Linked DNA regions of Mus musculus: regions 1, 2, 3, 4, 5 and 7 are each linked to region 6. The links are chromatin loops, found by intact Hi-C in ENCODE. Cell type or tissue: left cerebral cortex. All regions are shown on one strand. Links, peaks and the distances in the headings refer to the core of each region. The heading gives the core; the rest is flanking DNA.

Evidence for each region. A loop is a pair of places that touch in the nucleus more often than their neighbours do. Peaks named below come from ENCODE experiments on the same cell type or tissue, not always from the same donor. Only the 100,000 strongest peaks of a DNase experiment are listed, where the experiment ranks them.
Region 1: a loop joins it to region 6, with 2.2 times the contacts of the local background. A loop is called at or near these places in 13 of 42 quality-filtered maps.
Region 2: it touches region 6 in a loop (2.4-fold over the local background); 7 of 42 quality-filtered maps call a loop at or near these places.
Region 3: it touches region 6 in a loop (2.5-fold over the local background); 13 of 42 quality-filtered maps call a loop at or near these places.
Region 4: it touches region 6 in a loop (4-fold over the local background); 15 of 42 quality-filtered maps call a loop at or near these places.
Region 5: it touches region 6 in a loop (2.4-fold over the local background); 13 of 42 quality-filtered maps call a loop at or near these places.
Region 7: it touches region 6 in a loop (4-fold over the local background); 16 of 42 quality-filtered maps call a loop at or near these places.

Annotation. Positions count from the first base shown.
Region 1 is chr1:91,036,412-91,040,765 of GRCm38, forward strand. It overlaps a transcript of Lrrfip1 not described here. Among named protein-coding and RNA genes, the nearest start is that of Lrrfip1, 15 kb to the right of the region's middle. In left cerebral cortex, for the core only: a CTCF peak has its summit at 1,808 (motif pointing right); DNase peaks (open chromatin) are centred at 1,004, 1,539, 1,752 and 2,342; H3K27ac peaks cover 329 bases.
Region 2 is chr1:91,176,811-91,181,164 of GRCm38, forward strand. It overlaps Ramp1 (receptor (calcitonin) activity modifying protein 1), which reads left to right and starts at 3,012. Exons shown (of 3, transcript NM_016894.3): 1 at 3,012-3,330. The coding sequence starts at 3,279. In left cerebral cortex, for the core only: a CTCF peak has its summit at 2,402 (motif pointing right); DNase peaks (open chromatin) are centred at 2,435, 3,153 and 4,057; H3K4me3 peaks cover 1,671 bases; H3K27ac peaks cover 1,775 bases.
Region 3 is chr1:91,209,038-91,213,391 of GRCm38, forward strand. All of the region lies in intron 2 of Ramp1 (receptor (calcitonin) activity modifying protein 1), which reads left to right. Among named protein-coding and RNA genes, the nearest start is that of Ramp1, 31 kb to the left of the region's middle. In left cerebral cortex, for the core only: CTCF peaks have their summits at 2,302 (motif pointing left) and 3,024; DNase peaks (open chromatin) are centred at 478, 985, 1,928, 2,305 and 1 more place; H3K27ac peaks cover 3,248 bases.
Region 4 is chr1:91,084,498-91,088,851 of GRCm38, forward strand. Lrrfip1 (leucine rich repeat (in FLII) interacting protein 1) reads left to right here. Exons shown (of 25, transcript NM_001310732.1): 8 at 449-508; 9 at 2,562-2,627; 10 at 4,137-4,214. Among named protein-coding and RNA genes, the nearest start is that of Lrrfip1, 33 kb to the left of the region's middle. In left cerebral cortex, for the core only: no CTCF peak of the experiment used is centred there; DNase peaks (open chromatin) are centred at 1,976, 2,553, 3,420 and 3,717; H3K27ac peaks cover 1,815 bases.
Region 5 is chr1:91,019,086-91,023,439 of GRCm38, forward strand. It overlaps a transcript of Lrrfip1 not described here. Among named protein-coding and RNA genes, the nearest start is that of Lrrfip1, 32 kb to the right of the region's middle. In left cerebral cortex, for the core only: a CTCF peak has its summit at 2,381 (motif pointing left); DNase peaks (open chromatin) are centred at 2,386, 3,297 and 3,597; H3K27ac peaks cover 1,179 bases.
Region 6 is chr1:90,971,189-90,975,542 of GRCm38, forward strand. No RefSeq gene overlaps it. Among named protein-coding and RNA genes, the nearest start is that of Rab17, 3.7 kb to the left of the region's middle. In left cerebral cortex, for the core only: a CTCF peak has its summit at 2,254 (motif pointing right); DNase peaks (open chromatin) are centred at 2,241, 3,241, 3,472 and 3,956; H3K27ac peaks cover 493 bases.
Region 7 is chr1:91,248,042-91,252,395 of GRCm38, forward strand. Ube2f (ubiquitin-conjugating enzyme E2F (putative)) reads left to right here and starts at 2,263. Exons shown (of 10, transcript NM_026454.4): 1 at 2,263-2,396. In left cerebral cortex, for the core only: a CTCF peak has its summit at 2,041; DNase peaks (open chromatin) are centred at 2,115, 2,826, 2,993 and 3,466; H3K4me3 peaks cover 2,198 bases; H3K27ac peaks cover 1,453 bases.

The DNA.
Region 1 (4,354 bases), core at 217-4,216, 65 kb after region 6:
ACCAGGCTGGCCTCGAACTCAGAAATCCGGCCTGCCTCTGCCTCCCGAGTGCTGGGATTAAAGACGTGCGCCACCACACCTGGTTTACAAGAAGTCCTTTACTTATTTACTTGTGTTACATTATTTTATGTGCAACGCACACATGCACACATGACCCTTCCAGAGTCACTTCTCTTTCTCTGTCCTACCTTCCTCGGGATCAAACTCAAGTCATCAGGCTTGGTAGCAGGCACCTTTATGGGCTGAGCTACTTCTCTGGCCCCAAAAGAAGTTCCATGACTATTTATAAGTCAGGTGGCATATTCACAGGGTAAGATAATCCTATCTCCTCCCAAACCATGGTAGACTAGATCTTCCATTTAAGGTACTTCTTCCCATAATTCTCTTGAAAAGTCTCAAAACCACAAAGCAAATCATATTATCCAACTTTTGAGGTCCCTGGCGAATGGGAAGCATCTGTTGACTGTGTTTCTGATAGAGAAGGAATAGCCTAACTGTAATTTCAAGGATGGTTAACCATAGGGGGCATCCTGACTGACAGGAAGATACAATTTCCTTGGCTCCCTCACATCTGACTTCCTACCTAACCAGAAGACATAAATACCAGACTTTCAGCATCTTTACTTGGTTTCCTCTCATCTAATTTCTTACCTACTGGCTCTCAGTGTCATTCCTATATCCGTCATTAACATTCAGTGTGATGTGTGACAGTATTTGTGGTAATAATGTCCGTATTTGTCTATTGAATAATTGACCAGGTCGGCTGCATAAGGGAGCGCTTTAGTCATTCTGAGCAGATGCACTAAGACCTGAGGAAAGACACTGGCTGTGGGGTGCAGTGGCGTGGTATGAATGGAGAAGCTACTCTGGGGATGAGCGGAGAGGGAGAGGATGTAGGGGACAGACTGAGAGTAGTCTTCATATCTGCTGCATGTGGCCACAGCCGTTTGTGTGGGCTCTGAGTGGTACCAGCCACAAGTATCACCTCCGCTTTCCTGTGATCAGCCAAGCCTCTGCAGTTGTCTCTACACAGCCTCTTCCTCCTGGTGAGGGGAAGAATAGAGTAGCTACACACAGCCTTCTGAGTTGGTACTGGATAGTAGCACCCTCTGTGCTCCAAGAAAGGTGTGTAGGAAGAAGACCCTGGGAGTGGAGGGATGGGAGCTTGCTTTGGACTTTTGTGGCCTTTGAGATACCTTTGGGACTTCTGGGCCAGGCTGAGGTACCTGGCTGGCGGCTGCTGAAGCTCCTAGAATTTAGAATTAGGAAAGAAGATCTGCATGCAGTGTCATCTAGGCCATGTTCAAAGCAGGGCCGTGAGAGCCCAGGGGACAAGAGCAATATAGGAATCTACTCCGCAGAGCCCGAAGACTCTGAAGCGCTCCGAGTGGGCCTGGGATGCAAAGGCGCCTACCCCTGTGCTGTCTTTCTTTGTCAAGTTCAAAAACAGGCATGCTGCAAAAAATACAGGAAGGCTATTCCAAGCCGCGTGCAGGAGTGATTATAGTGATTAGCAGGAAGGCACGATTTTGCAACAATTACTCATAATTTTTCTTGTAATGTGTTCCTGAGACTAGATCTCACACTCTGTCCCAGCTAGCATGGAATGTGCTGGGTGGTCCTGATTGGCCATGGACTTGTTACATTACAATCCCCCTACCTCCTCCGAGGTTGCTAGAGTCAGTCAAACCTACTAAGCACTTAGTTACTAAGCACTTCTGCTCCAAACCCTTCCTCCTCCCCCAACTCCAGCTCTGGGCAGCCTCCCTGCAGTCCAGCCTCCCCCAGAGGGCTCTTCTAACCTGACACTAGAGGGCAGAAGAGAATTGCCCAGCACAGCTTCATGCTTCCTGCTTCTCGCAGCGTTGCTCTAGCAATGGGGAGCTCGGTCGGTTACCTCTCTAGTGTTTCACATCCTTCCAATAACTTTTTTTTTTAATATATATATATTTTTTTTTATTAGGTATTTTCCTCGTTTACATTTTCAATGCTATCCCAAAGGTCCCCCATACCCACCCCCCCAATCCCCTACCCACCCACTCCCCCTTTTTGGCCCTGGCGTTCCCCTGTACTGGGGCATATAAAGTTTGCAAGTCCAATGGGCTCTCTTTGCAGTGATGGCCGACCAAGACTTGGAGTTTGTTCTCAGAGCCTGGTCCACTCCATGCTCCTGGGGTCCAGTTACTCAAGGCTTGTCTCTAGCCTTAGCTGTTTCCAAAACACTGCCTCTGCTTTCCTGGAGCCTTTTGCCTTGGGCAACCAAGCTGCCTGCACCTGCTCACTCACCTCTTTAAAAATAGCTCCAGGGCTTTCTTGTGCTGACTAGACAGTGGTTGTTACACTGTGTCAGGATTGAAAAGATACACTTAGTAAGTCTCACACTTCACAAGTACGTTTGCCAAAAGTTTGCAAAAGGATTGGGTGTAACGCCGTTTTGTTTTGTAAATTAGAACATTATTCGGAAAGGGCCCCTTGCCTCCCTAAGGAGCCAGAAGCATCCTAACACAGGCGGAAACAGGCAAGTACTAAAAACAGCTGCAGCCTAATTAATTAATTGCAGTTTCCTGTGGTTGGTTTGTTTTTCTTTTTCTTTTTTTTCCTCTTTCTCAGAGAAGGTTTGGAAGTCTCTGGAAACACACAGGAAAGGTTTTTCCTTCCAATTTTTATTTCTTCTTTTTCAAAGAACAGGACGGAGGCAAATGAGCCTTGTATTACATCCCTCTTTTAAAATAAAAAAAACCATCCTCAAGCTCATAGAAAATATTCGAGAGAAAAGGCAGTGAATGAATCCTACCATTCATCAAAGCCCTCCCTCCCCTCGGGACTCAGGGAAGAAGAAAGACCCAGAGGCAGATGGAGGACTCCTAAGTCTTCCAGACGCAAACAGGACTGATAAGCATGTGAACTCACAGAGACTGTGGCAGCATGTGGACCTGCCTAAGTCAAGCCAGACAGGGTCCCAGCGCTGAAGGGCACTCATCTTAACCAAGAAGCTGGCTCCAATTGATGCATGCTTGCAAAGGAGTCTCACCAGATATACAAATGACAGTTACGGGGAGGCCCAGTGCCCAGCAGTAGATGGCCAACTCAGAATGTTTCCTGTTCTCTCTCTCTCTCTCTCTCTCTCTCTCTCTCTCTCTCTCTCGTCTGTTTTGGTTTTGCTTGTTTATTTTCTGAAGAGAGAAAGAAGGCATGAAGCTGGATGGATGAGGAGGTTGCATCCTATCACAGTCTTATCATAAATGCCATTGCTCTGTGTGTGTGTGTTGCTCTATCATCTATGGCATATGCCTTTGAGACTGGGTTTCTCACTGAATCTGGAGCTAGGCTGGTGACTAGAAAGGGCCAGCATTCCTCCAGTCTCCATGTCCATTAGTGTGGGGTGACAGGCACCCTATAGCCTTGCCTTTTATATAGATTATGGGACTTGAACTTGAGTCCTCATGCCTGTGTACCGAGCACTTCTGCCCACAGAGCCTTCTCCACACCCCATCATTGCTTAATGAAAGAAGACAATGTTGATAATCTCTTCCCCTGGCTGGGGATATAGCTCAGCATTTTTCACAAACTAGGTAAGGGATGGGGGTCTTCCATCCTTAGTCCTCGTCTTCAAGTTAAATTGGCAGTTGCCAATGTGCCACACCAGCTGGCCACGCCCAGTTGGCTGTTATTTCCCTGGTGGTGGTAGCCTGAATATGCACATGGAGTTGTCAGTGAGATTCTGCTTTTGGGGATCAGCTGTCCAGAGCCAAGAGGTTGGCTCCCTGCACTCTCTGAGCACTTCTCCCCCACAAGATTTCCTAGTTTTTTCGGTGGCTGATTTCATCTGGAATCAGTTGGGATTCCACCATCCTCCCCCTATTTTCTAGGGGAAACCTTGCCTGGCTTGCCTCTTCCTCTCTTTGTAATGTTAAATAAACAAGAGTGTGCACTTGCTTTTTAAAAATAGTATTCCTTAAATTGTGACGAAATAAGCACAACAAAATTCCACCATCTTTCCCGCATCCATTGTCTTCTTGCACAACTTAAAAAACATCGGCTTCCTATTTTCTCCTCACCCAGCCTCTGCCCCAACAGTGCCACCTTCTGTCCCTGAGACTCTGACCACCAATGGGACCCTGGCTAGGGTGTGACATAGCATTTTGTGCTGAGCAGAAGAGGGACCCTGGGCTTGATTCCCAACAACCCCAAACCAAAATTAAAAACTTCTTAGAACCACATGTAACTGCAGCCATGCGATACTTTACAGACAGACCTTAAGGTCCTCGTAGTGTGTACAACTTTGACCTCCAGGTTCCTTTCTAAGGCTAACAGCATCCCGGTCTATGGACCATCTGTTCTTCATCTATCTGTG
Region 2 (4,354 bases), core at 273-4,272, 210 kb after region 6:
AACACATCATCTTCTGTCAAATGGACAGTTCACTTCTTGAGGGCTTTTTGCATGTTTTTCCCTTGGGTGCATTTGAGGGAGTAAAGTTCCAAGATGCTCGAAAGCCTTGAGTATTTGGATTTTAACAGCAGCTCCCTTGAGAGACTTGACAAACTAATACTTAAAGCTGACTGTTCCAAGGTGCCTTCTGTTAGTCCTTACCTAACAGCTGTGCTTTAGAACAACTGGCCCAGTGACAGTGGCCCGAGTCTAGCCTCCTATTGTCCAGTGGAGAATGGCAAACTAAAAATAGTTGGTGTTCTTGCCAGCTGCACGTGAAGATGTCCCCGTTTGCCTGTGCCACTTTCCTCTGGCTACTTACTGGTGAGGACTGTGTTACTGCTGTGACTGGTGTTAGCAGTGTAATACCCAAAATGAATTCAAGACCACCCAGTACCTTCCCCCTTCAAAAAGGACTTTCCATACTGAACTAGCAGGCAAAGTACAGAGCCAGATAAGGAAGCTGGCTGACTAAACAAATGTAAAAACATAGTTTTAGTGGTCAAAATGACTAAGCTTACAGCTACCAAAACAATATTAGCTGTTCTCAGAGAAATAACCATAACAAGATTAGCAATTCTCTTGCCCCCCTACCCCACATGGAATTCCGACAAAGACCACAAACCACCTTTTGTTGCAAGAATTCCCCTGACGTTAATAGCTGTGACGTTAATGTACTATTACTTTGCTGACCAAATCATAATAACCCACCATGGGGGGCAAGCAAAGTGAGGGACTAGGCCAAAGGGTTACTTAGTTACTATACAAACCAACCAATGCCTGAAAGGGTTACTTGCTACACCAGTGAGAACCCTGTTGCTCAAATCTGCCCCTTACAAAGGTATAAAAAGTGTGATCTTTCTTTGTTCTGGGTCTCTCCTCTGGCCTACGTCCCTAACAGAAAGAAAGAAAGAAAGAAAGAAAGAAAGAAAGAAAGAAAGAAAGAAAGAAAGAAAGAAAGAAAGGAAGGAAGGAAGGAAGGAAGGAAGGAAGGAAGGAAGGAAGGAAGGAAGAAAGAAAGGAAGAAAGAAAGAAAGAAAGAGGGGAGTCCCTAACATGTTGGATCAATAAAAATCCTCATGCGTTTTGCAGCGATGGCGGCGGTCTCTGTGGTCCTTGTGAGTAAAGGTCTTTTGACGAACTCCAACAGCAGTTCTCCTGATCAGTCTTTTTCTATCTGGGGGTTATTGATATTCTTGGGTTTGTAGCCCTGTGGGTGTCTTTCACACTCTTCCTCCGGGACTACAGTTGCATAAGTTAGGCCCCTCAAAGTGGGGTCATGGTTCTAGTATTCTTTGTCCTTTTGTTTTTATAGCCCTGTGTGGCTGTGGTGGTTACGTGTTGCCGTATGCTGTGTGGTCTCGCTTCTTGCTGTCCCGCTCCTTCAGGCTGCCCTGGGACAGCAGCGGTTCTTTTCCTCTGATGCCTAAGGCTAGTCCTGCTCGCTCTCAGCTGCTCTGAGCACAGTTTGTTTCCCTCTACGGTAGCGGAAGCTGGGCTGCTCCAGACTGTGTGTGCACATGCTCTGCTGCTGCTGCTGTGCACTTCAGGGAGTGTCCTTACGTACAGTGTGAAGCCTGCCCTCTGCCTCTCTCAGATGTCTTCCCGAGGCGTTCTCTCTGTTTCTTAGATTGGTTTCTGGACTATGGCTTCCCTCATCCTGCTGAAGTCTGGAAACTTAGTAGGCAGCCCCAGGCTGCCTTGATTTCTTGTTCTCAGGGCTCCCTGAACTGTCTACTGTGGCAATTGCTGAGGTCTGGTTACTTTTCCGTGTATAAATGGGAACTGTATCCACTGAAGGTGTTGTACAGAAGTAGACCTGCTGACTTCTACCTTAATGCCTCTCTCCCTCTGACAGTCTTTTAACGCAGTGTCAGCACATGCCCATGTGAGAGGGGATCCAATGCTGCTGATGACCAGTTAGAAGTGAGCAAATCTCACAGACTGAAGATGCCAACCTGCAGTCCTAGGGCAGCCACACTAAGGCCGGGTGTCAACGAGTTGCATCCTTTCTGTGTGAATTGGGAGAAACTCAGGGCAATTACTGGGGAGCCTCACAGCCTAGATTCTGAGCTGCAGACATGAAAGGAAGGACTGAATGAGGCAGGGCTCAGCTGCTTTCCAGCCATGACTTGCCCGTACTCCCATGTCTGTCCATGAAAGGAGGCTGGCCTCCTGGCAGGGCTTCATAAGGTTCAAAACGAAGGGCTAGCCAAGCCAAAAGAATGTGTTCCCTTCCCCATGTCCCCTTGACTTTAGGACATGTGGGGTCCCCAAGACATAGGTTTATGAACCCCAAATGTCGGCTTGGCCTGTGTTCAGGATGAATACCAGGTTGCTGTTAAGGGTCCTGAGCGCTTGGCCAGAAGGTGGCAGCAGCCTCTAGCCTTGTTCCCCTTGCTGTGAGGAACGCTGCTCACCCACCAGTATTGTAAACCTGAGTGAAGTCTCTGCCAGTGTATGGGGCCAGTGATAGTCTGCTCACCTGCAGCGTGCAGAGTGCAGACCTGCTCAGTTAGTCTGAGCTGCTGCATCCATGACTCTCCAGGTCAGGCCTAGCCTGTACTTGGGGTATCTGCCCCAGGGTTCTCAGCTTGCCGGTGTTACATGGCCTTTCTTGCTCATATTCACACACCCAAGTCTCCCTTACCACTACTGGTCCATCCTGTGTAGAGTCATGGCCAGTAGCCAACCCCAACGGAAGTCTCACCTTTTTACCTAGCAATTCCTTTTGTCCCTAAATTCGGTATTCATGGACTCTGCTACCCTACCCTGGCTTGTCACCACCTGCTGTCAAGCACACCTTTGTCCCTCCAAGGAGCCTTGTTCCCACTGACCATCTTTCCTGAGGTTCCACTTCTTGTCCTACAGACGTTGGTTGTCAGGGCTGGTTTTGGCCACACCACTCCAGCACCCCACGGGGAAAAGGAGATGGGACCACGGGGTGTTTGCAGAGCCCACAGGATAGCTGAGGAACCCAGCCGTCAGAGCGAGGTGCTGAGTTTGGGGACCTGGAGACCCTCCAAGCCCATCCGGCCCTGCAGACATTCCAGGAGGCTCCCCTCTAGTCCCAGCCGCGCTCCAGCCTCAGGTGCCGCCCGCCAGCTTCCGCCCTCGACAGCCGCGGGCGTGGGAGCCGCAGTGGGCCGGGCGCGGTCTCTCCTTAGCTCCCGCCCCCGGCGCGTCTCCAGCGGGCGCAGAGCTCGGCAAGGCGCTGGGACGGTGGGGCTCTGCTTGCCATGGCCCCGGGCCTGCGGGGCCTCCCGCGGTGCGGCCTCTGGCTGCTGCTGGGTGAGTAGCCCGGGCTGCAGCGTTGGTGGTGACCTGGGGCCGGGAGGGCAGCACCTGAACGCACCTTACTCAGGGCATGGGGTCTGGGCAAGACAGTAGAGTGGTGATGGGGGCGGGGGAGGGGGCGCTGCACCACCTTACGCTGCCACGGAGACGAGGTGGCTTGGGCACATCATCCAGCGGGCCATCCGAAGGCATCAGCAACTTTTGATCATACAATGGGCAGCTTGCTTTCCGGGAGGGATAGGGTCGCGGGGTTCCCCTGTCGGCACTTCAGTTCTCCAAACTGATGCAAGCTCCCTGAGCCAGAAGCAGCTTACAGATGTGCAGTCTTCAACCAGAGCCACAGCTTAGGGATCCGGACACTAAGGACAACTGGAAGCCTGACTCTCACCTACAACAGTTGCTGGTTGAGACTATTATTTCCACGGAGGGTGGGAGGCTAGGGGTGAAGGGTGGTTGTTGTTGGCGTGTGTGGCTAATAAATATTAGAGGTGGCAGACTTGCTTGGGATTTTGTTTTAGATTGATCAGAAACTGTAGCCCAGGGGTGACTAACAAGAAACTGCCCATCTCAGTTCCCTTGTCTGTAACGTTCTCAGGACCCGGGGCTGTCATACCTCTTGGACATAATTCAGGTACATAGCTACATTTTAACGAAAGCAAACAAAGAGTCGGTCCAGTGTCCCTGGAAGGGCCTGTGGCTTGATGATTCTTGTGGTCTTTTCCCATACCCATGGTATTGGTCAGAGGCACCTGCTGCACAGGCTCTGGTGGTGGCAAAGGCTGCCCACTAGTGCTGTTTATAGCCAAGGAAGCAGCTTGGGGCAGTGTGGCCTGTCCCCGGTGACTGGGCAGGAACAGCACTGGACACCTACCGTTTGCAGGGCAGAGCTCTCCTGTTTTTAATCCTTGCCAGGGAGTGCCAGATCTACACTTTAAAAATCTGTTTCTGTGTAATAGAATCTAAAGGTGGATTTGCCCCTTATATGTGTTGGCTAAACTTGCGTGAAAATCAAAACCTT
Region 3 (4,354 bases), core at 116-4,115, 240 kb after region 6:
AGGCTGCGTCACAAGTAGCATTCAGGGGCATTCCCAGGAAGCAGGGATCCTCAGTGGAGGTTGTCAGTACAAGCTGCTGGCAACCACCTGGACCCACTTAAAGCTGCAAATATGGAGGCTTTGTGAACAGTAACTTGCTATTGCAAAGTCGCATTGAGAGTGGACACTACAGGAGTAGAATGTTCCAGATCCTTCCCTTCTCTAGTCCCTTGAAAGAGGTTGGGCTAGGACAGGAGGGCCATATGTGGTACAGTGAGTTGGTAACCTGTGTGATGAGTTGTCCCATGCAGGGGTACAGCAGGGAGGACAGCTCAAGGACACATTCAGGAAGCCCGGCAGATAGGCCCTGTAAGTCTGCTGGCTGCTATTAGAGTCACAGTTTCTTGGGAAGAAAGGGATGGGGAGAGGCAAGCTTTGGATAGCTGCCTGGAAGCTGGGGTGGAGGGTAGACTGGAGGAGACAGCCCCCTCCTTCCAGCTACCATTGCGTGCTTTGTAAGGACAACAGCAACCCTGGATGGCAGCATCCAAATATAGCATCCCGGCTGTCACGCCTAATCCCAGGCTTGGACAAAGGCATGTCCCCAAGAGTGTGGGAGCTGTTGGGCCTTACCCTGTCTGCGTATACCCTACCCTCACTAAGCTGGAGTCAAGGTCAGCGTCTCTTGGCTACACAGAGGGTCCCCATGAGAGGGTCCCTGGAGATCTCTGGTAGATCACACTCAATCCACATGTTCCCTGTGCCTCAGTAGTCAGCCACTGTGCCCTGTGTCCTCAGCCCCCAGGGCTGGGCTCACTGACATAGAACAAGCCCCCGTCCAGACCCTGATGCCAGCACTAGCAAAAAATTCTGTGACTTTGCCTCGGATGCTTGCTGAATGTTAACACTGCCTCATCTCAAAGCCCCAGGAGCTGGTGCCTGACCAGGCCTGTTCTCAGAAGTGGCATTGTGCCCACCCTCCTGGTGGGGCCTCTCCGTGGGGAGCTGGCTTGGCAGCGATGGGTTGCATCTGTGCCAGAGCCAGCTGCATGTGGGGCCAGTGATGGATTTAGAAACTTCTCTTCCTCCCGGCCTGGCAGAGGTGCCCAGACTTCTCTCTGGCCCGGAACCTGAAGAGTGGGAATGGTGGAGAAAGGAGGACAGAGGGACACGGTGCCAGGACAGAGGAGACTTCTCAGGAGAGAGAGGAAGGAGCTGCAGGGATGGGAGATGAAAAGTCTTCTGGCTCATCCAGCTCTGCACTCGCCCTCTGTGATCTCTCTATAGGATTCCTCACCAAGTACCCTGGTCTGTGGAGGGAACACATATGCCCACTGTCACAAGGCTAGCCCACTGTGATAGCAGGGTACCATGGTTTCCTGCCCTCTGAAAAGCAAGCAAGCCTTCAGCCATCTTAGGCTTATCATGCGTGCACAAGCCAGCCATAAGAGACTGTAACCTAAAGCCTCATTTCATATGCCTTTAGTTAACATGAGATGTCTATGGATTCCAAGTGGTGGGGACTTGGCCTGACCTGTCTTGGTCTCAGTAGCCCCCCTGGATCCTGACATCTGCCTTGTTCCACATTCCCCCATTGCCATGGAACCTGCTTCTCTGCAGGCTGGTCTTAGCTATGGAAGTCTGAGAGGTCATCAAGGTTCAGGAGAGGAGCAAATATTTAAGCTACGACCAGCCATTAGCCAGAGGAGCCCCAGGCCTGGGTTTGGGCTGGAGTGTGTGGCATTATTGTACCCCACTCTCCTACAAGCTCGGTCTCAATCCCCAGAAATGTTAAGAACAAATTGCAGGCTCTCTGGACTGTAGCAGTCCCCTTGGCTGGGCATTTCTCTCTCTGGGAGCAGTGGAGGCTGTCCTGGGCTCTGCTCGGTGGCACTCCCTCTTAGCTCTGGGACCATTATCCCAGATGGCCATGTAGGAGTGGGGATTCCATCACAGCTCAGCAGTCATGCAGATGACATCACTTGTGGAGATGGATAACAGCAAACTCTGTTAACCGAGCAAGACCAGGGCCCTGTGAAGAAGAGGGATACCCTTCTCCAAGCAATGTGGCCCACAGATGTGTCAAACTACCCCTCTGAGAAACACATTCCCGATGTCTCCTCACCTCCACCCCCCACCCTCAGATCTTCCTTCTCCTGGGATCAAAGAGAGAGTCCCAGCTCTGACTGTACAGGGTGTGGGCTGCATTTCCCATAGGTTGGTGAGTTGAGGACTCACCACTGCAGACCAGGTGCTCACACAGAAACCAGGCTTCCCCAGGGATCCTCTGCCTAGGTCTGAAGGCTGTAGTGAGTGGTGCCCTCTGGTGGGCACTGGAATCTCAGCTGCCATTTTTATCATTGTTCTCTGGGCCTCTGAGTGCTTGCATGCATTGGGCATCCACAATGCAGCAGGGAGTCTCCTTCTTGCCACCCAGATCCTCCCAGAATTCCTTCTCCCATCTTTGTTCCAATTTTTGGCTTTGAGAAGAGAGAAGAGATGCCCAGTGGTGGTCAGCGAGTGTCGTGTGTGCACACGAGTGAGGGAAGTGACTTGAGACTGCAGAGGTACTATACCAGGCCTGTAGTGCTGTCGCTGGTTGCTGACCCCAGGGTCTTGGCAACCTCACCCGTGCTGCCATGTCTTGAACAACACCCTTGTACTGCCTGGGAAATGGCTTTGCTCCAAAGTCAGGAGCTCTGGACAACATCATCTTAAAATACTCATTTGCCAGCCACATGGTTAATGGAAGTCGCAGGCTGGCAGAGCATAGAGACTTCTTAACACTCAGCTCCCCTCTGCATGGCACAGCACAGCCAGGGATCACTTGTGGAGTGTCCTTCTTTTCCCTCCCCCCACTGCACATCCCACACCACTCCGTGCGACTATCAGAGAGACACAGCTGGCTCAGATCCCACTGGCGCTGCCCACGCTTCCCTAGCCTAGGAAAGTGTCAAAGTGCTTTAGTCCAACAACTAGCAAGGCTCCCTCATACATCTCCCAGAACCCAGGGAAAGGTGCCCTGGTGTCTGCTGCCTCCTACAGCACTGGGCATCTCCCTGGCTTGTCTGAATACCACCAATAAGCTGGGTGGGCTGCTTTTTCCTGCGCTGGAGTGGAGACCTTCTGTGCAGACTGACTGCCCGGGTAGCCCTAGCTGTTCACTCAATGTCTGACTGTGCTGGACTGAGCAAGACTTTCTGCAGTCCAGGCAGCAGCCTCTGCCCATGGCAGAAAGTCCCTGCCATCTGTTTTGGGGATCTTGAGTTCTGCCACCAAAGGCAGCAATCACTGCCCTGAAGGCCCCTTCCTGGCTGATGGGATGGTTTCAGGCCCCACAAGGAATGGAAGCATGTGCTTGCTGAGGGAAAGGGCCTCTTCATGAGAGAGGAGGTTTCAGAACTAGCTGTGTGCTAGGATGGTGTACATGCCCAGGAGGGAGGATTGTGAGTTTGATGCCAGCCTGGACTACATAATAAGACTCTGTCTCAGAATAATGATAAGTAGGGGAAGAAGGAGGAGGAGGGAAAGAAGTGACTTTTTATCAAAAGCTTTTCAATATCAAATGGTATTTTCTCCCTTGACAGGTTGAAGTGTGGTTTTATGACAGACTTTAATGTGTTCTGTACAGCTAGATGAAGCTTGTGGGCACTTTGCGGAGGCCTTCTGTGCCTCTCCTTCCTACCTACCTTCCTTCTCTTTCTCTCTTTCTCTCTTTCTCTCTTTCTTTCTTTCTTTCTTTCTTTCTTTCTTTCTTTCTTTCTTTCTTTCTTTCTTCCTTCCTTCCTTTCCTTTCCTTTCCTCTCTCTTTCTCTCTCTCTCTCTCTCTCTCTCTCTCTCTTTCTTTCTTAGGCAAGGTCTCATAAAGAAGACTGACTTGCAGAGATATATTTGCCCTGTATCTGGACGCTGGGATTAAAGGCGTGCAGCCCTATGCACAGGGCACTGTATATTATTTACATGTTAATTTGCTGCTCTAACTTACTTACTGGTTTTATAGTTGATGTTTTTGCTCTTGCTCTCTCTCTCTCTCTCTCTCTCTCTTTCTCTCTCTCTCTCTCTTTCTCTCCCTAGATTAGGCTCTTAAGAATCATGCCTGTTCCCCCACCCACCCCACCCCCTGTATAAGCCCTGGCTGTCCTGGACCTGTGTAGAACAGGGTGGCCTCCAGGTGGTGGGACTAAAGTCATGAACCACTTTATTTGGTGGGAGGGAAAGGAACGAGGACCCAGAAAACGGGTAGAGGTAGACAGAGAGGGAGCAGAGCCATGAGGGCAGAGAAGGAGGGGACAGAGAGGACAGAGAGGACAGAAAGAGAAGCTGGCTGGAAACCTGTGAGAACAGAGAGGGATCGAGAGAAAGAAGGGAGAAAGAG
Region 4 (4,354 bases), core at 52-4,051, 110 kb after region 6:
TTCCGGCTGCATTGTCCAGGCCTTACCCAGAATCTAACTGAGCCGGGCAGGTCACTATCCTCTGGCCTGGCGTTCAGCCTTCTTGAAATCTCAAGTTTCCATGGCACTAACCTAAGATTGAACACAGGAAAACTGCCCAGAGAAGCAGTTTACCATCAAGCCATGGGCCTCACGCCACAGGAGGGAATGGCACAGGCACCATGCTTGTGTTTGATGAGTTGCAATGGGGTAGGAGGCATGTTGGCAGGTGTGTGTGTGTGTGTGTGTGTGTGTGTGGCACATGTGTGTGGGACGGAGTGCTTTCTGTTGCCCTGGGGTTACCCCCATTCATTCCCTTCAGTTCCTCTGCAGAGAAGGCTCAGTGTGTTCCTGGATAAGTGCTGCTCTATGGTTTGTACCTGCCCTGTTAATTACACTGATGTGACCTCTTCTTTCTTTGTTGAAACAGACTAACGGTTATGACGGAGACTATTGTGGATCCCAGTCCCTAAGTAGAAGATCTGGCAGGGTTAGTACAGCGAGCCTGCATGGCACGTGCTCTGAGGGGTCGCTGCTTCTGTGTGTCTAAAATACATTGCTAAACTTAGTTACTTTGCTCTTTTTGTGTTACCCTGGCTCCTTTTACCCACCCCCCCCCCCCCAGCGCATTCTAACATTCTCAAATGTTAGTATTCAAGCATTCTTAGCATGATTCGCATTCTAGACGTTAACGTTAAGAAGCTGATAAGCATTCCTAAAAATACCCAGGATGCAGAATTGGCTCGTCCACTATTGGCCTCCCTTATATGTGTCTGTTGGTGATTCAGCTCTCACGTGGATGGAAGACCACCATTTTCAGTTTCCCAAATTTCAAGCTTGCGAGTCTAATGTTTACCTTAAATGCATGCATGAGATCCTGTACTTTTCTGATGAGAGAAAGGAAGGGAAGAGGGGTCAGAATTCTGATGTTTTGAGTGCTCATGGGTGAGAGTGGAAGGGTGAGAGTGAGGGCAGACATCCTAGTGAAGAAACCAGAGCCAGAGGGAGGCTCAGAGCACTGGGGAAGGCCTGGGATCTGTCAAGGATTGTTGGGCCTTTCAGAAGGTTAAATTGGGCACATTTTAATTAAGCCTCATGATCCAAACAGATTAATCTGAGTTAAATGACCTAATACCTTCCTGTTCTTAATGTCATTTTTCCCCTTCTGGAAATAAGTTTCTTGTATAAGATTTAATTTATTTTAATTATATTAAAATAGCATTTAGTCACTTCCATTCCATTTCTAAGCTTCAGATTACATACATACACACACACACACACACACACAGAGAGAGAGAGAGAGAGAGAGAGAGAGAGAGTAAGCCAACAGTCTCGGCTTTCCCAAACTGGCTGAACAGGTTGCTTGAGCCTTCTGGAAACCTGTTTAGGATTGCCTGTGCTTTTTTTATATGTCCCCTTCTAAGCTTCTCTAGTTCCAGACTTCAGAGACCTCCTAGTGCAAGCCTTCTGTCCTGTCACCCTTTACACTGACACCTGAGCCTTTAAAGTACCTCGGGGACAGAAGCCTGGAGTCACCTGCCTGTGCAGGGCCTTCAATAATGTTGCCAACTGTGCCCAAGTTGTGGCTGCAGAGCTGGCTACCACAGCCACAACGTTTCCATGTTGACTAGCCGTAACTTTAACCCCAAGTTTCACCATAACTGAAGGTATTTGGTAGCTCTTAGATCCAGCTTCCTTCCAATGCTACCTTCTTTGTCACCCTGTCTGTCTGTGGCTCGGGGTGGCAATCGAGCTGTGGGTCATACATATATTTAGTACTAATTTGCCTTATGATTTAGTTAAGGTTTAGGCAGTGCTTCTAAAAGTCAAATCCAAAATAGCCTGATGATAAAACTGTTCTCAGAGTGAAAGTAGATGTAAAATTGGTTTAACAAGGAGCTAGAGAGAGTCACATGACTGACGCCTTACTTCATCTAAGTCACACTTAAGAAACTAAACTCGGGGCAATCTGGAGGAAAGTGTGAGTGGGATGGAGGAGCTTGGCAGATGTGAAAGAAGCAGACACTTGCCTGATAAGAGCCTGGGAATGTCTGTCTGCTCTCTGCTTGATCCTTTGTGTGTAATGTCACCGCTCCTGTGCCCTTCCCCCACATTCTCTGTGGCCTGATGCTTTACAGTGTATACTCAAGGCTCCCTACCCCCACCCCCACCCCCACCTCCCTGCTGCAGGCCTGGGAGCTTCTCAGCCTCCCTTACCTCTCTTCATCGAGGTGCTGGGCTAGGCTGAAGAGAAGCTGACATTTCTTGCAATAGAAAGAATTTCAGTTACTTAAGGAGTTATGCAGAAAGGAGAGAGTTGAGCCTACAAGGGTTTGACATGAAATTCAGTAAGCAACTGGCTAATAATAGGCCATTCAACTTCACTCACTTGCTAAGAGTCACTCACTTGCTAAGAGTTTGCGCTGCAGACTCTTCATGTGAGCCAGAGAGCTCCTGGGTCCTAACACTGGTGTGCCTGTACTTCCCTTATGAGTGTAAGGAGGCACTCACCGCTTACACAGTCTCTCTCCTTTGGTGCTCAGAATTCCAGCTTCAGCGGCGGTGATGGCCGAGTCTCTACTTTGTCATCCTGCAGAGAGGAGAAGTTGGTTGGTTTCCATTTAAATCTTTCACATCCTCTCTTCAGAGACTGCAGGTTCTGTAGCATGCATCCTTGTACGTGGACTTCTGCTCCCCCTCCCCCCAACCTAGTTCACAAGCTGCTCTTGAAATGATGTTCTACTGAACTTCTGAGGAGTGATTTAACATTCAACCTTGCCCCACTGACCTGTATTTAATGTAAACTGTCACATCCTACCATGAGTGAACCAATGGGTTGCTTGTGTATATTGTCTTCCAGTTAGAACTGATCCAAAGGGAAAACACTTAAAATAGCCTGGACCTTCTTACCTTCTTTCTGAAAATGATACTAGGCATTGTGCACTCTGTCAGGGATGGTCAGACCTTGGCATGGAAATCCAGTCTGGTCTAGCTATCTGTATACACTGATAGGCGTTGACCTGGACAGGTGATTTCTATTTACTGAGGAGTCCTACCAGCTGGGGCTGACGTGTCCCAGTTAAGGTTCATCTACTCACCAAACCAGGGAACCAGTTTAGGTAGGGGGGAACTGAGTGGGCCCAGATAAGCCAGCAGTATGGGAACCCCTCCTGAATCTTCTTCCTAAAACACAGCCCATCACTGGCCAGGTCCCACTATCCCAGGAAAGGGTCATCAGAATTGATATAAGCCTTAATAAAGAGGAGAGGCTGGAGGACAGCTCAGCAGTTAAGAGCACTGGCTGATCTTGCAGAGGACCAGAGTTCCATTCCCAGGAGCCACATGGCAGCTCTCTGCCGTCTACAACTCTTGTTCCAGAGAATCCAGCACCCTCTCCTGGCCTTCATATGCACCCGGCATGCACATAATATACTTATATATATATGCAGAGAAAACATCCAAACACATAAAATAAAAATAAGTAAATCTTTTTTTTTTTAATTTAAGAAATAAAAAGGAAACAAAAAAAAAATCCCTAAGGGATTAAAGGCTATCCCTAGGTAAAACAGAGCCCACGACCAACTCAACTCACGGAGCTGAAAGCATCTGTACTCCGGGAATTACGTCAGAACTAGAGCTGGCTGCTCAGACATAGACCACGCCATTCTCCAGACTGGATCTCAGACTCCTGATGCTTAGCCTGCCAGCGTGCCTGTCTGATTCACTTTTGTTGTGTAATGCCTAACCAGGGGGTGAGACAGGAGGCTGTCCCTGGTGAAATAGCTATTTCTTAAGCAGAGTTTCCTCCACCAAATCTTAAATATCAGATCTCAAATTACAAAGACTAAAAAAACGCATCATGATCTTGGTGTGCATGTGTGTGTGTGTGTGTCATTCACTCATACACTGACTTAAAGTTCTAAGTATATCTGGTATAACCATTCTGGATCTGTCAGTGGGCTGCTGTTTCTCTAACCATCCTGCCCTCCCCCTGCCCAGCAAGTGCATGACAAAGGCTGTTTTGCCTGGTGTGTCCAGTGCTAACCCACCTGTGACATGGAGTGAGTTCACCTCTCCCCATCCGTCTGACCTGACTCAACTGTTTTCTCTGATTACAGGGACTCTCCTGCTCCAACCTTGGCCTTCCCAGCAGTGGCCTTGCTTCCAAACCCCTGTCTACCCAGAATGGATCCCGGGTCTGTCTGCCCTCTCCCTGCAAAGCGCTTTGTGGCCGATGAACGTAGAGGGCAGTTCAACCCCTTCAGTGTGTAGTCACGGGGCCAGGCTTAGGGCTGTTTGGCTTGGCTTGGCTAGCTTGCTAGGACTTTTCTCTATC
Region 5 (4,354 bases), core at 51-4,050, 48 kb after region 6:
AGAAGTGGAGTTTTTCATAAATTAACAGTGAGCAATGGATGAGAGGGAGAGCCAAGCAGATGCAGAGAGGCCTCGGAGAGGGCACACGTGGATGGCAGAGACTGCGCTTCTCCCTGTGTAAGGTGCCTTTAGCGGCCTAGCAGGGTCCAGGAGTGCTCAGAATGGAGCCCTTAGTGCCAGCCCTGGTTTCCTTTACCTCATCTCCTCAGAGATCCCCAGAAGATAGGACAACAGAGCAGAGGCAAGGCAGTTGTATCTGCTGAGTGGGAATGTGTGTTTATCTACTATGAGGGGGGAAGGATATGTGTTTATTAAGTAGGGGATACACACTTATCTACTGAGTGGGAGATATGCACTTATCTACTATGGGGGGCAGAAATGTGCTTATCTACTACGGGGAGGAATATGAACCTATCTACTGAGTGGGGGATATGTGCCTATCTACTATAGGGGGCATGTGTTATCTACTGAGTGCAGGGAGGGGTAATATGACCTTATCTACTGAGTTGGGGATGTGTGTTTATCTACTATGGGGGGAGGATATGTTTATCTACTAAGAACGGGATATGCACTTATCTACTGAGTGGGGGGCATATATGTGCTTATCTACTGTGGGGGGAATATGTATTTATCTACTAAGTGGGGGGATATGCACTTATCTACTATGGGAGGGATATGTGCTTATTTACTATGGGGGGATATGAATTTAACTACTGAGTGGGGGATACATGTTTATCTACTATGGGGCATATATGCACACGTCTATTGAGTGGAGGATATGTGCTTATCTACTGTGAAGGATAAGCACTTATCTACTGAGATGGGGGATATACACTTATCTACTATGGGGAGGATATGTGCTTATCTACTGTGGGGTGCAGGTGTTATCTACTAACTGTGGGGGTGGATATGTGCTTATCTGCAAGGTTGGTAATATGTGCTTATCCACTGTGGTAGAGGATATATGCTTGTCTACTGAGTGGAGAACTTGTGGCTTGTTCTCTTGGTCCTGGGACCCACCCATTACATCTGTACAATGAAGCCGGCAATAGTGTGACTCAAGGGTGGGTGCAGCTGCCAGGGCACAGGCATCTTTCTTCTAGATTTTGTTGTAGCTTTCTAAAATAAAAGTGAATTTTCTTTTAGCTATTGACAGTCAGTGGCAAGATGCAAAGGATGCTCCCGGGTTTGGGATTTTTGTTTTATTCTTAAACCTTTGGGTCCTCTCTTCCTGTCATAGTACAGAGCATCACGAACAGCTGACATTACCTGGACACCAGTGGCCTCACCTGCATCCTCAGAATGAGCCGTTCTCGTCCTCGTCTGCATTTACCTATTTGTTCTTTGACTCCTTCTTTCTCCCATTCAACAAAGACATTTTTGACTAGACTCACAGCAACATAACGGAGCCATAGAAAGACAATAGGAGTCCCAGCCAGCACCTGTGCCAAACACTTACATTCTCCATACTTGGGAGGTTGCGGTAGGAGGTCTAAGGCTGGCCATGCTACATAAGCAAATTTGAGTCTAGCGTGGACTACAGAGAAAGAGCATCTTCAAAAAAAAAAAGAAAGAAGGAGAGAAAGAGAGAGAGAGAGAGAGAGAGAGAGAGAAAAGGAGGGTCCTTCATCTTCAATGACCCATCTGTCCACTGTGAAGATGACATTTGCCCAGGCTAAGTATATGAAGACCGGAGGGGCGTGGTCAGTGCTGAAGCAGGAGACCAGGCTGGCAAGGTGGCCCTGGAAGAGGATGGTGCCACTGGGGGGCTGAGCAGGAGGCTTGGCAAGTTGCATCCTCATCAGATTGCATCGTACAGCCCCATGTGCTTTGCTGAGGACTGAATGAAGGCTAGAGGAGAAAGAAATGTCAAATGAGCCAGGGTCCAGCCCTCGAGTGAGGTGTGCATTGTTTCCCCTGAAGGAGGGTTAGCTTGCTGGAGTTCAGAGCATCTGAGCATTTGCTTGAAGCAACTTTGGGACAGAAAGAGATTTTCCTCAAAAACTTGAACACAGAATTACTTTGCACTCTCTCAATATCACTTCTGGAAACAGTGTTTCAAGGAGATACTTATTCAGCAGCCTTCACTTAAGGAGTTACCTGGGGAAAAACTTAAGACAAAGTCCCATGTATAATTGTTACCTGAAGTCATAAAACTTCCTAGATATATAAGTTTAAGGGAAAAAAAGATCTATACATTCAAAACTATAAAACATTGAGGAAAGAATTCCAGAAAGACACTAATGGCTGGAAATGTTTTCAGTGCTCATGGGTTAAAATAATTCATACTGGGGCTGGAGAGATAGCTGAGCAGTTCTGCTGTACTGGCCAAGAATGCAAGTTCAGTTCTCAGCATCCTATAGTGGTTTCAACCATCCATAACTCCAGTTTCAGGGGATCCAGCGCCCTCTTCTGGCCTTCATGGGCACTGCATGCACTGGATATGTGTGTGTGTGTGTGTGTGTGTGTGTGTGTGTGTGTGTGTGTGTGTGTGTGTGTTGTGTGCGCGTGCATACAGGCAAAAGCACTCTCAGACATAAATAAATGTAAACATTTCTTAAGAATCAATATTATTAAAATAGCAATACTACCCAAAGCAATCTAATAGAGTCAATGCAATATCCATCAAAATTCTACTGGCATTTTCCACAAAAAATAGAAAAAGAATTCCACAAAAAATAGAAAAAGAATCCTAAAATGTGTACTAAACCACAAGGAAACCAGAAGAGCCAAGACAATCTTGAGCTAAGGGACAAAGTTGAGGTTCTCACCATCTGATTCCAAAACCTATAGAAAAGCTGCAGTCACAGTGGCAAAAAATACCGGCATAAAACTGGACCCATGGACCAGGAGGACAGAACAGAACATGCAGAAAGAAACTCCTGCATTCACAGTCCACTGACACTTGATGTAGATGCCAAGGCACACTATGGGGAAAAGATGGTCTTTTTAAAAATGGCATCGGCGAATCCGGATGTCCATGTGCAATAGGCTGGGTGGTGGTGGCACGTATCTTTAATCCCAGCAGTCAGGAGGGAGCAGCAGGTAGATAGATCTCTGTCAGTTCCAGGCCAGCCTGGTCTACAGAGGGAGATCCAGGACAGCTAAGGCTACACAGAGAAACCCTGTCTTAAAAAAAGAAAAAAGAAAGGAAAAGAAAATGCTGAGCTCACAAAAGCAGAGAACTGAACCGTGGTTAGCAGTGCCTAAGAGGGAGGGTGTTCTGGGACTGAGCGTAGTGTCTTTCTCATGAGATGAGATGCTGTGCAGCTGAGAAAAGAAGGCAGTGCCCAGGATGCTTCTGCACCCCAAAAGGACTTCCAAGAGAGAGTGGCTATAGAGAGTGCTCAGAGCAGCCCACAAAACTGCAGCATTTGTGGGGATGAAGATGTCCGGAATTAGATCATCCGGAATTAGATGGCACCACTATGAATTCACTAAAAGCCCTTGAATTGCATCCTTGAAGTGGTGGGACTGTTAATGGGCAGTTACACCTCTGTGTGCAGTGGACAGGGTCAGGCAGCATGCCCACTCCCCTGCTGGGGCCTCTGCAGAAGATGTGGTTGTCTAGAAATAGCTCTGAGTCAGCCGTGATGTTTAGAGCCATTTGTCACCTCAGCCTCATGCGTTTGGAGTTTGTCACTCAGCCGGGCTTGCCACCAGGGCGTGTGGGGTGGTGCACCACTCATGGATTTACCGAAAGTTCTTGAATTACATGCTTGAAGATGGGTGTGAGAGTTGGCCGATTGTACTTCTGAAAGCTGTTCAGGCTCACGTAGTCTACCTCCTTTTCTTCTGTGCCTGCACTCTCCTTGGGAACTCTCCAAGGAGAGTACTGTTTGGTTTGCCATGAAAAGGGGGGAATAGGGTGCTGCTCTGTGCCATGCTCCATGCCCCATCGATACAGTTTTATAACACGGAAGCCTTTTAGTATAGATCTGGTGACCACCACAGCGATGGCTCCCTATGTGGCCCCACTTCACTCAGTAGTGACATGGGGTCATTGATAGCATCCCAGCAGGTGATCTCACCCTGCCACATGTGCTCACTATTGGATCAGCAGCCCTAGAGGACACCTGGAGGGAAGCCTGTCTCCCTGGCCTAGGCTCTTATTTCCTAAGCCAAGTCTCAAGGACCAGGACCAGGAGCAGCCAGTATATTGACTCCCCCATGGGCGCCTCTGGAGAGAAGCAATTGCAAGAAGTGTCTCTCTAGAAACAGCTCTGAATCGGCCTTAGTGTTTAGAGTCATATGTAACTGCAGCCTCATTCCTTTGAGTTTTGTCACCCAGCCTGGCTTGCCACGGGGGTGTGTTGGATAGTGGCAGCTATTAGAGGCTACTCTCCAAGGGTGT
Region 6 (4,354 bases), core at 352-4,351:
AATCAGGACAGTTCTTCTGAGCTTACACGATGTTCGCAGAACCTTCAGTTCCCCGGGATAGAAGCACTGAGACTCCCCCATTTCTATTGGCTGCTCAGAGTTCTTGGGGTAACAGATCTCTTCATAGGCCCCTCTCACATGACACCCTACGTTCTCAAAGTCAGAAGAGGCCCTCTCTGACCTCTAGAGCCTCTCTTAGAGGGTTTGTCTGGTTGAGACAGGACTAACAAGCACAATCCTCTTTTTGTTCAACTCAGGGTCAGCTGACAAGGGCTCCAGTGACTTTAACAATACATCTTCATCTTTTTCCTGTAACATGACCTCCCCTGAAGACTGGAGCCCTGAGCAGGAAGAGGTGTATGCACCAAATTCCCTTCCCAGGATTCTGCTACCTAGAGTCCGGGTTCCCCCATTACCACTGGGCTTGTGTCTAGGAGTATACTGGTGTTCCGGATGATTTCAAGCAACCGGATCCTCTCCCAGGGTGGACCAGGATAAGCCAGAATCCAGACATTTGAGAAGAGCTGGGGGTGCATTCCTTCTCTGTGTTCCGAGTTACCCCATGCCAAAGGTCACTTGGGTAGTCTTCTCCTGCAAGATCCTCTCTTAGACCAGTCTGTCTGCTCACTTGGACACCTGTCTGCTCACTCCTAAAGGCAGCCCCTGCCTGGCTGGCCTGTGTGATTATGTGTGATTCAGGTGCTGAGAGTTGCCTGCTGTGGGAGAGAAATTTTCAGGGCTCTAAGAAACAAAGGATGTGTTCTCTGGGCTAACATGGGATAAACTCTACTTCAGCGTTGATGAGGACCCACAACTCCAAAATTCAGATTGTAACTAGAACCATTGCTGCTGGCGGTGGAAACAAGACAGAGCAGTTCCTAAGTCATTCGTGTGTGTGTGTGTGTGTGTGTGTGTGTGTGTGTGTGTGTGGCCAATTTCCAGACAGTTCATCAACCTTGGGCACTGGCAAGAATTCTCACTAAGCCAGGTTAGTATGTCACATGGACATGCACATAACTTCCAGGGCACCCATTCACCTTTCAAAAGAAGTCAGAACTATGCCAGGCTTGGGGACACACACCCATAATCCCAGTACTCAGGGAGTGAAACACAGTTGGGGGCGGGGGGGGGGCAAGATAGCATTGGGTTCATAGTGAGACAATAAACAAGGCAAAATTATAAAACTGGGTACAATTGCAAGGGCTGCGGAGCCTATGCAAACCCTTCTCAACCTCTGTTCAAACACTGCATGACAGAGACTTTCTGTTTTCATAGACAGCTACCCTATGAGAGCTTCTTGCTATCCTATGATCTCTAGAACTTCCTACCCCATTCCCCACAGGAACAGCTGGACCTACTGCTGCCTAAACATGTGTGAGCGTTTTGTGAACACTTTCCAATGTACTTTTAAATATATGCATGCGCATGAGTCTCTGTGTGGGTTCTCGCATGTGCGTGCAGCACTGTGGAGGCCAGCAAGAGGGCTTCAGATCCCCCACAGCTGACGTTATAAGCCCCACACTGGATCTGAAGAACTCGGCCCCTCTGGAAGAGGAGGAAACACACTCTTAACCCCTAAGCCATCTCTCCAGCCCCTCTTTATTACATTATTATTCACTCATCATATATGCATGAACATATTTTTTGCACACACTTGCCACAGTGCGTTTATTGAGGTCAAAGGAATCCTTCCCCTCTGTGGATTCCGGGGATGGAGTCCACAAAGCTTGGCATTGTCTTTGTCCCCTGAGCCATCTTATTAGCTATCTGTTTGTGACTTTCAAGCGGTTCTCCCGGCTTGCAGCAGAACAGCTAACTGCTTGCACGGACATGTGCCCCTGTTCTCTGTGCACAGCCCATAATTGTGGGCCCCATTGCCAATATATCCAGCTTTCTAGCAGTAGGAACCAGATGACCCAGCTCTGGCCAGCCAGGCATGCTGGTGCTCCCCCGGGGACAGCTGAGCTTGGGCTTCCTTGCAGAGCAGTGGCTAAGGACAAACAGACTGATTATCATCTGCACTCCTCTCTTCTGCAAAGTTCTAATCTCCTAGCCTTGAGATAAACAGAAGCTAGGGAGTGTCTCTCCCCGAAACATTTATCCTGCTTATCTCAATGTAAAATTCCAGTAGTGGTTTCTGAATGCCAGGCTAAATTCCTCCGCTCAGCCATCAATGCTTGCACGTGGCTAACAGCCTGCGCAGCAGAAAGAAGTCAGGAAAAGGAAGCTAGGTGCTGTCCCAGGTAGCCCCAGCAGGGGGAGACAAAGCCCTGCAGAGGAACAGGTCACTCCCCAGTCAGGGGCCTACCGTAGGGGAGGAACACTGCAAGCCAGGCCAGAAAGGATCAGGAAAAGTCAGAGAAGACCTCTCCCAGGAAGAAATGCTTATGTAGACACAGTCAAGAGGACAGGGGTGCCCTCTTTCTGGGAGCAGAATGAACAAGGTAAGGCCAACTGCCTGCTAGGCAGGGGATGCCATCAGCAGGCAGACTGAGCTGAACAGGCAACAAGAATGACAGGTGCCAGCTGGGCAGTACTGGTCCACACACAGCGCACAGCTGGCAGCAGGCAGATGACAAAAATGGGCCCAGATGGTTTGTCCAAGCTTGTGTCCATGCTGTAAGCAAAAGGGTGCAGAGCACTTGGGACCAAACAGCACAACTCCAGTCGTGCTCCCACATCCTGGAACCAAAGACTTCCCCATCCAAGTAGTTCCAAGTACCATATAGAAATAACAAGACTGGAAATCTGCAACATGGTTCACCTAAGAATCCAGTATGGAGATGGAATAAGCAAGAAGGATATTTAGTTACACTAGAAAGAAGAAGGAAAGGAAGAAAAAAGGAACAGAGAGCCCAAGAGGACGGTTGCTGAGCTCTGACAGTAGGAGGTTGTGGTGACTTAGGGGGCTACAGGACTTGGGTTCTGTTCACAAGCTGCCAAATCTCTCCTGAAATCCACTTATCCACCTGCTGTGTATACTTTTCTCTTACAGAGTTTTGTTATTGTTGTTGTTGTACTGAATGTAGTATTGCAAATTCCTTACCCAGTAACTGTAGCTGTGTGATTTATGGGTTTGTTTCCTTTGCTGTGTTTCTGGCTTTGATTTTGCTCTTGCAGTGCTAAAGATGGAACCCTGGGTCTGGCACCTGCTGGGCAAACACTGTACCACACTGGGCGTTGTTTCTCTTGCTCATGGTCTCATTTTTCTTGCCACTCACTTCCACGCTAATGGCCCTGCCCAATCTTGTCAAGAAGGCAGAAACAAGCTGCCCAAGCAACTTTATTTTTCTCTTCCTTTTACCTCCAAACCCAGTGCCTTTGCCTTGAAGTCCCGTTTGCAGGATACCTAAAGAGCAGAGGGCAACCCCCAGCAAGACTTGCTGGATTATAGTCAGAGAATAGGAAGGCGTCATGTATTCATGCGCATTGGCACCCGCTCAGCTCAGTGTTGACATAAATTATAAAAAGAGCCCTCCCAGTGTTCCAAGAAATCCCTATATTGTTGCAGGAGTCACATCTTCATCTTCGTTAGCGACTACACCATGCAGCTGAATGCACAAGGCAACCCTAGGGAGAAATGAGCGCATGACAATCAAAGCCATCTTTATACGAAATCCTGGGGAAAATAACTTCTGGAGAGATGGTGTTTTGAATCCTTAATTTATAAACCTGAAAGAAAAAAAAAACAAAAAAAACCAATTCACTGAAAACTCAGAGATGGGCAGTAAACACAAGCCCCCTAGTGTGCACAGCCCTGGTCCAGCCCCCACGGAAAGCATCAGCAGACCCGTCATCTCCAAGCTTGGCAAGGGGGTGGGCACATAGCACTTCCACATGCTGCAGCTCACGCACCAGGGCAGCTGTTTGCTGAGAGGCAAATGGGAATGTCCATCAATGGGCTCCGGCAACAATACAGCCTTTGACTCAGCAGTTGCCCAGGGAGAAACCGTCCTCATCTGTGGTCACGCTCTCCAGCGCATCCGGAAAGGCCAGCGGGCGCAGTGACTCAGCCCTCTGGTTCTTTTGTTGCTCCTAGCTTCCCTAATGCTGACTGCAGCACTGCTCACCCTCACGCCTGCCTGACAAATCATGCTTTAGGAACTCCTTTTGGAAACTTTGTGCAGGGAGCCACATCAGGCTGCAGAGTGGGAGTTCAGATCCAGCTGGGTTGTAGTCATCACCTGGGAACTAGATGGAGGAATGGATAATGGTCTGAGCCTTGAGGTCACAGGCTTTGCCACAGGGAGCCACCTAACAGGCTGGCTCTGGAGTGAGCCTTCTTAAATACCTGTGACCCTCCCAAACCTGGAGGGTGGGTGGACAGAGCCACACTCACTTCTGAATAGCCAGA
Region 7 (4,354 bases), core at 123-4,122, 280 kb after region 6:
TCTCTGTGTACCCCCCTTGATGTCCTGGAACTCACTCTGTAGACCAGACTGCCCTTGAACCCACAGAGATCCATTCAATCTGTCTCTAAGAGTCATTTGTCTCTTTCCTTGCTGTTCATTAGTAGCCTGTCTCTGGGACTGAATGCCAGAGACAGATGGGCTGGATTCACATTCAAGTTCAGTCATGCTGGGCAAAATACTTCTGTGCTTCCTGAAAGCTGGAGCTAACAGAAAACTGTTAACTAGGGCTGTTGTGAGGACTATATAAACCAGTAGGCTCTTGGTAAGTCTTAGGTGAACACATGAGGCTCCCTTATGAAATGGACCTAGAAGTGACTCATCTCTTTGCAATGTTGAGAGTCAGGCGTATTGGTTCAGCTGTTCCAGCTGTATCTGCCTCTTCAAGCCCTTATCTTTTCTCACCAGAACTTTGCACAAACTCATGCAGTACTTGCCCAATAACACTGGTTCTGAACACCTGCCATGGGTCCAAAGAAGAGCGGGGAGAGCAAGAGGGGGTGCCGGGGTGAGGAGCCGTAAGAAAGTGCTGTTTAAGCTTAGGAAAACAAGACAAGCGTTAGCTGAGCAAAGGTGTTTTCCTGAAAGAATGAGGCAGCTTGTCATAAAGAGTTCACTTGAGTACTATAATGGCTATTCCTGGTTATCAACTTGACTATATCTGGAATGAACTACAATCAAAATTGGAGGACACACCCGTGATCCAGATGTTAAGGCTGGAAGACACAAGTTTCTGATCTGGATCACAATGAAAATCCCTTAATATAGAGAGACATTCCATAAGCTCTGTGACTCTAGAGGACGCTGATTAATACCAGTACCATCTCTTCTGTGTTTGCAACCTCCCTTAGATCAAAAGCCTTATTTGTTTGTTTATTGAGACAGGATCTCACTATGTAGCTCAGGTTGCCCAGGAATTCACTATGTAGACCAGTCTGGCAGGTCTGCCTCTGCTTCCCCAAATGCTAGAATTAAAGCCGTGTACCACTAGGCCTGGCTGCCTTTTACCCTTTCTATCTGTGCAGGAGTGTGTATCTGATGGAAGCTTGAGCGTGTGTAGCCATGTGCCACATGGGGTGGTCAAAGGATAACTTTCTTCCACTTTTTTGTTTGTTTGTGTTTACAGGATCTCATTGAGTAACCTTGGCTTGTTTGGAACTCTATGTTATCTAGGCTGGCCTCCAACTCCTATGTGCAACCCAGCTCTGCGGGGGATCTCTTCCCCTCAATGGAAGTCAGGGTACTTGGTCCTAATCTGAGGACTCCTCTGCCTCACATCTTCCCGAGTTTGGAAACAGGTCCTCATGCTGACAAACGCTTTACTCCCTGAACCCAAGTGCCTCATTTCAAAAGAAATCTTAGGGTCTAGGGTGTGGGGGGAGGGGGGAGACGGGGGGGGGGGGGAGGCGGGGGGAGGGGGCGGGTAGCTCAAAGGTAGTGCTTTGCATGTGAGACCTCCTGAGATTCATTCCCCAGAATTGCTAAGAAAATCACTGGAAACCTGACGCTCCTTGTTCTTTTCCACAGAAAATATCCTCTTTCCAAGGCCCTACCTCTCTAGGAGTCTTGCCGAATTCTCTCCCAAAGTAGGCTATCTCCAGTCCCACAGGGACTGAGAATGCATACCACACGAGCTGCAAGTAGGATGCTGCACATGGAACCCCAAGGCCTCAGGAGGTAGGGTCTCTCTACATATCTCTGGCTGTCCTGGAATTCACTATGTAGACCAGGCCTTCCTCTTGTCTCTGAGCGCCGGGACTGAGGTATGCGCCGGAACTCCCGGCCTGAAGTAGATTTTTAAAAGTGCATATAGGAATATGAGAAATTAAAAAAATAAGGAGCAGGAAGAGTGTCCTCACACCCAGCAGCCACCTCTAACTATCCCATGGCCTTAACGCAGCTGCAAACCGGTCGGATTCTTTGCGTTCAGGAATGGTGCCGGGCACAGGAACTTAGCTCCACCAGCAGGCACTGCACTAGTACGATATTCCTAGGGAAGCAAGCCGCTAAATGAATGGAAACAAACCGGAAGGCCGCTAGGCGGTCGGGGATGCTTGCGCTTCGGTGACCAATCAGCAAAGGTCTTGACACATGGCCCACCCTCAGGCCGTGCTCTTCACCAATGAACGAGGGCCGACTAGTTGACCTGTGTATGTCCTGTGACTGTCCACGAGTGGAGCTGCCAATAAAGTTCTTTTGTAGCTTTGAATTTTTTTTTTAAAGTGCCCACTGCGGTCACGGCGCAGTCCCCGCCCCGCCACTTCCGGTCTCGCCGCCGGGAGCCGGTGCGGCTGTGAAGGCCAGCGCGACTCAGTGCCGCTGCTCCGCCGGGCATGGTTTTGGGTGCCGGCTCGCCTCGCCTGACTCGCGGTGCTCAGGTAAGCTGGTCGCGCGGGCTGGACTGAGGCCGAGGCTCCTGTCGCCGAGCGCCAGGCCGGACCGCGAGGTCGGCGGCTGACGGGAAGCGCTGGGCGGGCAGCGAGCCCCGGCGGCTCTAGAGGGCCGGGCCGAGGCGGACCCCGTGCCGCCGCCCGCAAGGTCACGGTGCGGAGCTCGGGCCGTCCGGGAGGCCGAGGCCGAGGCCGCGGCGGGGAGGCCGCTGCCCCTGAAGGGAAGCGGGAGGTGGACGCGGCCCGCCACGGCGACGGCGGGGAGGAGGGGCGGCCGGCCCGCCTGGCCCGGTTCGGTCCCTGACCCGGTTCCGCGGCGTGTCACCCGGGGTGTGGCCTTCTCCTCGGCCGGCTCAGTTTCCTCCGTCTCCGGTGGGCATTGGACCCACTCCTCGGCGCTGCCGGTGGGTTGGAGTTGCTGGGGAAGGCTTCCCGGAGGGGCTCTTGGCCTGTGGGTAAAAATCTGCTCTCCTTAAGAACCTAGTCGGGCTTGGCGGTGAAGGGAAAGAGGGCATCCCAAGACCTGGTTATCAGATTGAACCGAAGGTTCCAGAAATGAGCAGGGTGGTGTTGAAAAACAGTGAGGTGGCTGGGCCTGGTGCCGAGGCTTCCTAGCTGTTTGGGCCGAATGTGGGGAGCTGGGCAGTAGGCAGAGTCATAGGAAATTAAGGATAGTGATTGTGGGGAGCTTCAGGAACAGAATTAACAGGAGTACCTGGACAAAATTAACTTGATATTCAGTACCCAAAATCAAAGATGAGCTCCAGAAGTGGTCAGTCAGTAAGCCTGGCAGGTTAGATACCCTTGGACACTCATGCTGTACGGTTTAAGTCCCGATCTGTTTCTTTCAGCTTGGAAGGTTAAACGGCCCTAGTGGCCCCTAGTTCTCTTAAATGGCTTAGATTGGAGCTGTCAGTGAGGAGTTAGCCTCACTGTGAGCCAACTGGCCCTGCATAGGTCACACCAGCCTGATTTCAGCACAGCACATAGGAATGCTGAATAAACATGACTTGATGAGACTGGTAAATAACAAGTTGCAGTCCTCTTTGGATGCCCTAAAAGTTGGTCCCACCCAGAGGAGGAACTAACTGGGCCAAATACAACTTGTGGAGTTGGAAACTGAGCATGCTGTTCAGAATAGCTGATCGGTTCCCAAAATACTGCCTTAGTCACAGTGTGATTTTCGAGCAAAGGGAAGTTTGGGTCAAAGTGGGGTTTTCCAGAGGTGGGACGTGTTGAGGAGGGAACGAGAATTCTGAGGCAGCTTCTACCCTTTTGATAGTTTGAGTAATTTTTTTTTTGTTTGATCCCTTTGTGGAGATTTAATTTTCTGATTGTGGGGACATTTCCAAATGGAGACTTTGGTTTATTCCCTCCCATGCTAGTGAAAGTGATACAGATGATAGAAAAATAGGTGGATACTCTAGTCTTACCTGCCTTAGAATATGCGTGTTGGGTTTTCTGTGGAGACACCACTCGTGTTGTTTTCTACTCTGCACAGTCTTTGCACAACATGTTCTATTGGAAAAGCCTACAGCTTACTGAAGATTACAAGCTAGGATCTACACCTCGAAGAGTAGAGCAGGGTACGCCCATCCTCTGCCTCCGATAAAGCCCAGTGTAGAAGAGCAGTGGAGAGCATTAAGAGAGCCGGTGGGCAGCCATGGCAGGTCTGAGCAGCACAGTGCAGGTCCATAGGGTGAGGAGCAGCTCTGTTGTGACCACTAGGGGACTGCCTGCCAAACTCTGAATGCCTTTCCGTTTTCCTTTTCACCATCTGCCTTACTGATATCAAAGGTGAAAACCTGATGGCCCTCATGTGGAACATACACCTCTGTCCCAGTGGTACGTCGGGTTGTTATCTTGGACCATTGTCAGACACCCCTGATGTCCCAAGGTCTGAGCATGTAACAGTGGACTTAGACTTGGCCAAGGTAGAAAGCACT